Regions from separate parts of the Homo sapiens genome. Here all the other regions are linked to region 1. A link is a contact called in ENCODE Hi-C or POLR2A ChIA-PET data. All regions are on one chromosome and are shown on one strand. The core of a region is the stretch at or near the end of the contact, and the rest is flanking DNA. Distances in the headings are between cores, read along the strand shown.

Region 1 (2,700 bases), core at 86-2,585:
GAAAGTCAAAGTAATTCCCTTCCTCCGTGCCAGCTGGAAGTTCAAACCACACCGGCCTCAGCCCTTTCATAAAACCCCAAGGCAGCCTGCCCTCCCCACTTGCTCAACCTATTTTCAGACCTGCTTGGGAGCCTGCCCTGTGCTCCTCAGAAAGCCTCATTATTTGAGTCATAAACCTTTTCATATCCTCTTGGGGTATGGCATCAATAATCCCAATCTTTGAACCAAATTTGGGGTAAGGGGTTCATCCATTTCTGGGGTTGATGACAATATAGAGGGTGACCACAACACATACACTAAAAAATGATTCATTATTTATCTGAAATTCAAATTTACCAGTTGTCTCATATTTTATTTGGCAACCCTGTCTCCAGGACTTCATCTTCATGCCCGTTTCCTCAGAGTCACAGATGGGTGCTCTACTTCCAGGTCCCAAAGCCATATTCCAAGCAGGAAGACACAAAAAATTTTTTCCTTCTATTAAGACCTGGGCTTTGTATTTGGGAAAGGAAGTCCTCCCCAGGCACTTCTAGCTATATCTCACTACATGGAACTTTCTCATGTGGTATGCTTGCTATGAGAGGGCCCTCAAAATTGAGTATTTTAGCCTTCCAAAACATGAAGAATAGAGAGTTGTAGGTGACTTTTGGAATATAAACCCAGTGTCCACTGGGAAGCTGTCTGTTGCCATATATTATGGGTATAATCCTTTTGAAAGTCTTCTATTTACCCGCAAGCTAGTTTTCCTCTTCCTGAAATCCTGTTAGTTAAGGGAGTTGGGGGACAAATGCCACCCTGGGAAGAATGATATGGTCCAAGGACCAGCACCTGTGTCATTATCTGAGAGCTTGTTATAAATTCAAAATCTAAAGCTCCACCACAGACCTCCTGAATCAGAATCTACATTTTAACCAGGTCCCCAGGTGACTGTATGTATTAGTGCATTAAAGTTTGAGAAGAACTGGCTTAGAAGGACCCTAGTTTTCACATTTGCCATTGGAATAGCCCAAGGACCCTTTAAAAATACCAATGACTTCCCTAGATATTTTGATTCAATTGGCCTGGGGTGCAGCCTGGGCATCAGGATTTTTTAAAGCTCCCACAAGATTTTAATAGGCAGGGACGTTTAATAACAACTGCCCTAGAACAGCGACGCTCAACCCTGGCTGCCCATTGGAATCACTTGGGGTGCTTGGTTTTAAAACTACCAATGCCTGGGTCCCCCAAGAGCAGTTAAATCAGAACTGGGGAGATGAAGGAGGATGAGAAGGTAAGACACGGGCAATGGTATTTTTGAAAAGCTGTCAGATCATTCTAGTGTGTGAAAACCACACCAGGAAGAGGAAGTGAAACACTCACATTCTCCAGCCCAGTGGTTTGCGGGCAGAAGAGGGAGAGTGATATTAGAGGGGTTAAAGATACTGCAGGGGCAGGAGGGCCAGGTAGAGGGTACTGGCAAGGGCAGGGAGGCTTGCATTCTGCCTTGTGTTCAGATTCCTGGAGGGAATTGCCCCACGAACTGTCTGGAAAGCAGCCATGGACAAACTCTGCAGCACAGCATGATTAAGCAGGGGAGTGAGGGTAGAGGCAGGAGTGCAAAATTGTAAAGTTTTAGCTTTTTGAGCTATTCTCAGTCCCTGTGTGGTATGGACAGGACCCAGAAGCTCCCACATGTGCTCAAGATGGTCCTCTGGAAGCAGCTGAGTTGAATCATTTCCCAAAGAAATGACATGGCACTCACCCTTCAAGAGCAAGGTGACCTGCAGCCCAGGCTGAGGGGCCAATGAAGACTGTGGCAGAGTCTAAACTTACACCATAAGCCTGCAGTGCCAGCAAGAGCTGGGGTGAGGTCAAATCAGCCAGGGAGAACTCCTGTGCCCTAGCCAAGTCAGGAAAGACCAGTCCACACCAGTCACCAGCTCCACCTGCAAAAGCTAGCTGGATAAGCAGCAACTAGGATGATAAGAAATGTTGTGGAGATCAGAGGTGCCAAGAGACACTGCTCCAATACAAACAGCCCTTCCCCTTCACTTCACCGCTGTGAGGTCACCTTGCCAGGGCTGAGAGTCACAGTCTGCATTGGAAGGGCTACTAATTGCTAGCTGTTAGCATCCACTCCAGTGGGTCTGTGTCTGTGTCAAATCAGTTAATTATGTTGAATGTCACTCCTAGATAAAGTTCCCCCTTTCCCTGCTCTACTCAGATGCTGTGTTGGGCAGAAACAGAAAAGGAGAAGCAAGACCTGAGAGCCTATCCATTTTACTGAATGAGAATATTTTCATCATTGCACTAAGCTAAAGTTATAGGGTTAAAATCAATCAAGTTTCGCCAGCCCTACCCAGCCAGTAGGGACACATGAGGAAATCTACAGAAGTTACAGGCAAAATAAAAGAGCTACAGCTTGTCTGTACATCTAACAGTAGTGTGAGGAAACTTCCATTCCTGCTGTAGACGTAAGGATAATCTGCTTCTTCTATGAAGTATTCTTCTTCTTCTTCTTCTTCTTCTTATTATTATTATTTGAGATGGAGTCTCGCTCTTTCACCCAGGCTGGAGTGAAGTGGCATGATCTAGGCTCACTGCAGCCCCCGCCCCTCAGGTTCAAGTGATTCTCCTGCCTCAGCCTCCTGAGTAGCTGGGATTGCAGGCGCCTGCCACCACGCCTGGTTAATTTTTGTATTTTTAGTAGTGATGGGGTTT
Region 2 (2,700 bases), core at 39-2,538, 520 kb before region 1:
GCAGAGTGGTGCGATCTCAGTTCACTGCAACCTCCACCTCCTGGTTCAAGCAACTGTTGTGCCTCAGCCTCCTGAGTAGCTGGGATTATAGACACGTGCCACCATGCCTGGGTAATTTTTGTATTTTTAGTAGAGATGAGGTTTTGCCATGTTGACCAGTCTGGTCTCTAACTCCTGGCCTCAGGTGATCTGCCTGCCTTGGCCTCCCAAAGTGCTGGTATTACAGGCATGAGCCACTGCGCCCAGCCTAGTTTTAGTTTTTAATTCTGTCTATGTGGTGAATCACATTTATTGATTTGTATATGTTAAACTATCCTTCTGTCTCTGGAATAAAACCATGTGATCATGATGGATTATCTTTTTGATGTGCTATTGGCTTTGGTTTGCTAATATTTTATTGAAGATTTTTGCATCTGTATTCATCAGGGATATTAGCCTGAAGCTTTCTTTTTTGTTGTTGTTGTGTCCTTGCCAGATTTGGGTATCATGGTGATGCTGGCTTCATGGAATGAGTTAGGGAGCCCCTAATCTGACTCCTCTGACTTGTTGGAATAGTTTCCGTAAGATGGGTATCAGCTATTTTTTTTTGCACTGATGAGAAAATTTGACTATAAATCCATCTGGCCCTGGGCTTTTTGTTGTTGGTAGGTCTTTTATTAATGATTCAATTTCATTTCTTGTTATTGGTCTGTTCAGGATTCCATAGCATCTGTAAGTAGCACTGGATACAGACATCTGATAGGGTAGGGACAGGGAGGGAACCATGCAGTGGAAAGAGGGAAAGGCTTAGTCTTAATCAGGAGATAATGCTGGAATTAAATCTTCAAGAATGAGAAGATGCTAGGCAAACAATAAAGTGAAAAGAATGGCTGGCATTTCAGGCTGAGGGAGCAACATAGGCAAGAGCACAGAGGCCCAAGACTACAGTGTATTTGTATTGTTCTATGTGGCTAAGTATGTCTGGAATGTAGGTGAGCAATAAGGCAGATCATGAAGAGGCCAGAGCCTGAAGGGCCTTGTGTATTTTGTTAAAAAGAAACATTTATCCTGAAGTTATTGGGGTTAGTATTAGAAAAGTCCTTCCATGGAAATTTTAGATGGTCTTCATGAAAAGAAGTTAGGCAGCTGCCCCTCTCTCATCAGAAACATTCTCATAAGCCATCTCTTAGGATGAGTCCTTTTCAAGGATCATTTCCTCTAGCTGCTGACTGTGAATAAAGTTTCCTCTTGTAAATGTCAGAATCAGGGGCTGCCATTTTTTCACCTGAGGTCAGATCTGTCTTAGGGTGCAGCCTATTCAGCTGTCCTCTTCCCACAGCTGGGCACGCTGACTCCCTGATGAGCTCAGACTTGCCCCTAGCAGGATGTATTTGGTTTATGCGGTGGAGAGAACAGGAAGGAACTCTAGTCTACACTCTGTGGTCTGGAGCATATAGCACTCTGCAAAGAATCTGGCCCAGTGCATGTAGTTAGATTTTTAAAAAACTGTATGAGAACACTGTTGCCACAGAAATTCTGATCCTGTGTCCCAATTCTGATAGTTTGTCTAGTGTCTGAGACTCCGGCTCTTGCTACCTCAGAACTGTTTGCTCCTGTATCATCTTGACAAGTAGTTCAAAATTTCTGGGAGTGGAGCCATGGCCTACTTTTGTCAGCCTCTCTTTTCACCCTTTGGATATGGTTCTTCTTAATAGACACATTCGAGCATCATTTGCTGTGCTGGGCACTGAGTCTTGTTCAGAGCACTTACCTAGTTCCAAGGCCCTATTAGCTTTCTGCCTATCCAAATTGTCACTTTTCCCTAGGTTTCTGGGCAACATGTTTCCCTGCCCTTTGATTCCCACTTGTGATGGCTCCTCTGATATCCGTTTGCTTTGAAATTTGCTGCTTTATTTTCTGACTATCATGACCTGACTGCCAAAGTGGCCTCCCTTCTGGAATCCTCAGATTCTGCCTTCACTAGTGATTGGAGGGGCTTTTGTCTACTCTATTCATGTCCATCCTGAGAGCTGGCCTCAGCCATTGGCAGGGAAGCATTTAATAAGAGAATCAGCCTAGGTAGATACAGTGATTTTCTGTGGAATTATTTTAATACACTAAACTGGCTCCTTATTCTTTTCCTGCTTTGTGGCCTGTTTTCAAAAATTAAGCACAAATTGAGATGCTTAAGCTACCTGTCTATATGACACCTTCTTTGATCTTCATGCTCTAAGGTAGAACTGACATCCTCCCTATTTGTGACTACACTGTATGCTGAATATCAGATTCGTATCATACTATCATATTTTTACTACTCTTACATGTTTCTACCTGTATTACCTCCTCTTAGACCACGGGAGTCCAGACTGCATGTTTGTTTTTCTATTTCTAGCATCTGGGTTGGAGCGCTGGGCACATAGTAGATAGATGTTTCATGGAAGCTGTATGTGACAGCCAGTGCCTCATACAAAACTCTGAAGGTACCATACCGTAAGTGCCAATTATCAGACACAGGTAAAATACAGGACATTTTTGGAATTTGCAGTAAGTGCAATTAATATAGAAGCTGAACTTTGTCTAATGGTGGTACCTCAAAGTGATTTAATGGTGAAAAATAAGGATTTCAGGGGAAAAAATCTTAATACTTTCTGAGGAACTTTGGAATTGATGATTTCATGTGTTAAATTCTTTCCTATAAGGACTCTAGGGATAAGAAAAAAA
Region 3 (2,924 bases), core at 307-2,806, 860 kb after region 1:
TGGGGGCAAACAGTGGAATTAGCCACTGTTAATATTTGACGATTTGGGTCTAGAGTTCCAGAACAGGGGTAGGCTAGAGAGATGAAGTTGGGAGCTGCCATCATAGAGATGAGAGTTAAAGCAGGGAACTTTAATAAATGTGTCTAAAAACAGTACTGGAGAATATGAACACTGAGCCCAAGGGAATATCGAAAAGAGAAGAAAGATTAAAAAAAAAAAAGCAGGCCAAGGAAATGACTGAGAAGGAATAGCTGATACAGAGGGGAGGGAATTTCTGAAGGAGGGAGTGAATCATCAACACCATCACATGGCTTAGAAAAGTGGACCCTGGATTTGGCAATGATGGACATAATCCAGGTGGACTTTGAGCCTCCTCCTGCCCCCAGTGGCCACTGCATTCTGCAGCCCTGAACTCTACCTCTACCTCTGCTTTTCTTCTGCAAAATGAACCTCTTATATACAATTCTGTTTCCTACATCAGTTACTAAACTTTGAGGCATTTGAGCCAAGGGGACCCGTACTCGCACCAAGTTTCATCACAGGTGTCTAATGTGATTACAGGGGCAGCACGGTGCCCTGCACGGGAAAGTACTGGGGTCAGAGAGACCAGAGTTCAAATCGTGACTCTTTACCCCTGCGATCCCTTTGGTGCAAATGACTTAATCCGTCTCTGCCTCAGCTTTCTCCACTGTTAATTGGGCATAATGGACACAACAATGGTGAGGGGCTCTTGCAGGAATGAAGACTAGGATGAGGATGAGGATGAGGGATACGTCCATAAAGCCCCTGCACACCTTCCATTTCCTGAGCACTCCCAGGAAGTCTTTGCTGACCACGCCAAATTAGATTATCTTTGCTTAGCCATTAGGCCGCTGCCCTATATTGGGAGGCAAATATACCTCTCAGCTTCGGTGGCCAGGTCCCCTGGCACCCACTTAGTCCTCAGTCTGCACCTAAAAGCAAGCCTTCCGAGGGTCTTGCCTTGCAGGTGTAGCTCCCACCCCCCACGCTGGGGTGGTCCGGGGACCCTCTGTTTCCTCAGTGGTGGGGAAGGGACCCGTGGGTTCGTGGGTGCTGACCGACGAATGTGCGGAGGAGGGCGCGCCCCAGCATGGGGGGCGGGGGTGCTTCTTAGGATGGCTTGGAGGGGGGCGCCTGCAGGGCTGGACGGCGGACGGGGGACACTGCACTTTCTGATGCGGTCGGGGAAGCCGGGAGTCAGCCTACTGGAGTCCGCTGCCATCCCTGGCCAGAAGCAGCCAGCGCCACCCCAAGCTCCCCAGCCCCTCGCCCGTGCCGGGGCCGCCGGGGTCCGAGTTAGGGGAGAGTGGGGGGCGGCCACCGCTGCACCGCGCGGCCTTCGAAGGACTGCCCTGCGGCGCCGCGTTCCCCCGAGGCCACCCCCTCCCGCCGTCAACACTCCCCGGGGCGGGGGCTCACCTGTGTGGTCTGGGTCGCCTCCGAGGCCGAGTCCCTCGTTGCCAAGCCCAGCAGGCCTCGCTCCCCCGTGACTGCACCGCCGGCCCGCTCCAGCTTCCCGAGTACCCCACCTGTCTCCCCGGCTTCCTTCCGGCCCTTTGTGTTTTCTTCTCTTGCTCCGCCCCCTCGCCTGCCCGCTAAGCACTTAAGCTGGTGAAGTCACCCTACTGCCACCTGGCAGTCACTTTCGCTGTTGGTGGCAACCCAGGCTGGAACCCAGCTCTTGCCGGAACCCCTGCCCCATCCTTGAGGCTTGTCCCGACACCGAGTAGGTTCTAGTTCCTTTGTGCCTTCCAAATGACTCCCTTCCTCCAGCAATCACAGCCGCAACAGCCATGTATTGCGCCCCCGCCCTAGGCCAGGCGTGGGCATCACCTTTGCACTCCTTTCTGCAGCCGTGTGTGGTGCCCACTGTGACCTGCACTTCACAGACGGGTCATCTGAGTTGTGCAGGCCACTAAGGGAGCCTGGAGTCAACCCCAGGCCTGCTTGGCTCCCAGGCCTTCTCTTTCCATTGCTCTTTGTCGGTCCCCTGCTGCCTCCTGTCCCTCCCCAACTCTGACTTGTGGAGGGAAGCCTTTGACATGTGGGGGTACCTTTAATACCGATATCACTTGTTACCGGAGAGGGGTCCCGATCCAGACCCCAAGCGAGGGTTCTTGGACTTCTCGCAAGAAAGAATTCGGGGTGAGTCCGTAGAGTGAGAGCAAGTTTATTAAGGAAGTATAGAAAACAGGCCGGGTGCGGTGGCTCACGCCCATAATCCCAACACTTTGGGAGGCAAAGGCAGGCAGATCACTTGAGCTCAGGAGTTCAGACCAGCCTGGCCAACATGGTGAAACACTCTCTCTACTAAAAATACGAAAAGTTAGCCAGGCATGGTGCTCTATGCCTGTAATCCCAGCTACTCGGGAGGCTGAGGCAGGAGAATCGCTTGAACTCCGGAGGCAGAGGTTGCAGTGAGCCGAGATTGCGCCACTGCACTCCAGCTTGGGCGACAGAGCCAGACTCTGTCTCAAAAAAAAAAAAAACAAAAAAAAAACAAAAAACAAGAAGAACAACAACAAAAAAGAATGGCTACTCCACTGGCAGAGCAGCTGTGTGGGCTGCTTAGCTAATTATACTGGTAGTTATTTCTTGATTCTATGCTAAACAAGGGGTGGATTATTCATGAATTTTCCAGGAAAAGGGTGGGCAATTCCCGGAACTGAGGGTTCCTTCACTTTTTAGACCATATAGGGTAACTTTCTGACGTTGCCATGGCACTTGTAAACTGTCATGGCCCTGGTGGGAGGGTCTTTTATCAGGCTAATGCATTAAAATTAGCATTTAATGAGTAATGAGGACGACCAGAGGTCACTTTCATGACCATCTTGATTTTGGTGGGTCTTGGCTGGCTTCTTTACTGAGTCCTGTTTCATCAGCAAAGTCTTTGTGACCTGTAC

The links. Hi-C counts contacts between places; a loop is a spot of excess contacts on that map. ChIA-PET counts read pairs that join two places held with the same protein, here RNA polymerase II (POLR2A). Pooled maps may share reads with other maps.
Region 2: a loop to region 1 is called in a pooled map, with 3 times the contacts of the local background. The contact joins two enhancer-like sites. A Hi-C loop is called at or near these places in 2 of 37 single-sample maps with no recorded cell type and 4 of 50 pooled maps. POLR2A ChIA-PET finds 5 or more read pairs at or near these places in 1 of 52 experiments (activated CD4-positive, alpha-beta T cell).
Region 3: a loop to region 1 is called in a pooled map, with 4 times the contacts of the local background. The contact joins the promoter of OCIAD2 here to the enhancer-like site in region 1. A Hi-C loop is called at or near these places in 5 of 50 pooled maps.

What each region holds. Positions count from the first base shown.
Region 1 is chr4:48,046,161-48,048,860 of GRCh38, forward strand. No RefSeq gene overlaps it. Among named protein-coding and RNA genes, the nearest start is that of NIPAL1, 31 kb to the left of the region's middle. RefSeq lists an enhancer at 1,473-1,672. Within about 2 kb of position 1,336, at least 7 of the 41 ENCODE cell types and tissues checked have a DNase peak (open chromatin) inside an H3K27ac peak, as active enhancers do.
Region 2 is chr4:47,530,508-47,533,207 of GRCh38, forward strand. The region is part of intron 5 of ATP10D (ATPase phospholipid transporting 10D (putative)); the gene reads left to right. Among named protein-coding and RNA genes, the nearest start is that of ATP10D, 47 kb to the left of the region's middle. Within about 2 kb of position 1,289, at least 17 of the 41 ENCODE cell types and tissues checked have a DNase peak (open chromatin) inside an H3K27ac peak, as active enhancers do.
Region 3 is chr4:48,905,218-48,908,141 of GRCh38, forward strand. It overlaps OCIAD2 (OCIA domain containing 2), which reads right to left and starts at 1,557. Exons shown (of 7, transcript NM_001014446.3): 1 at 1,441-1,557. RefSeq lists a silencer at 1,235-1,494 and an enhancer at 1,785-1,864.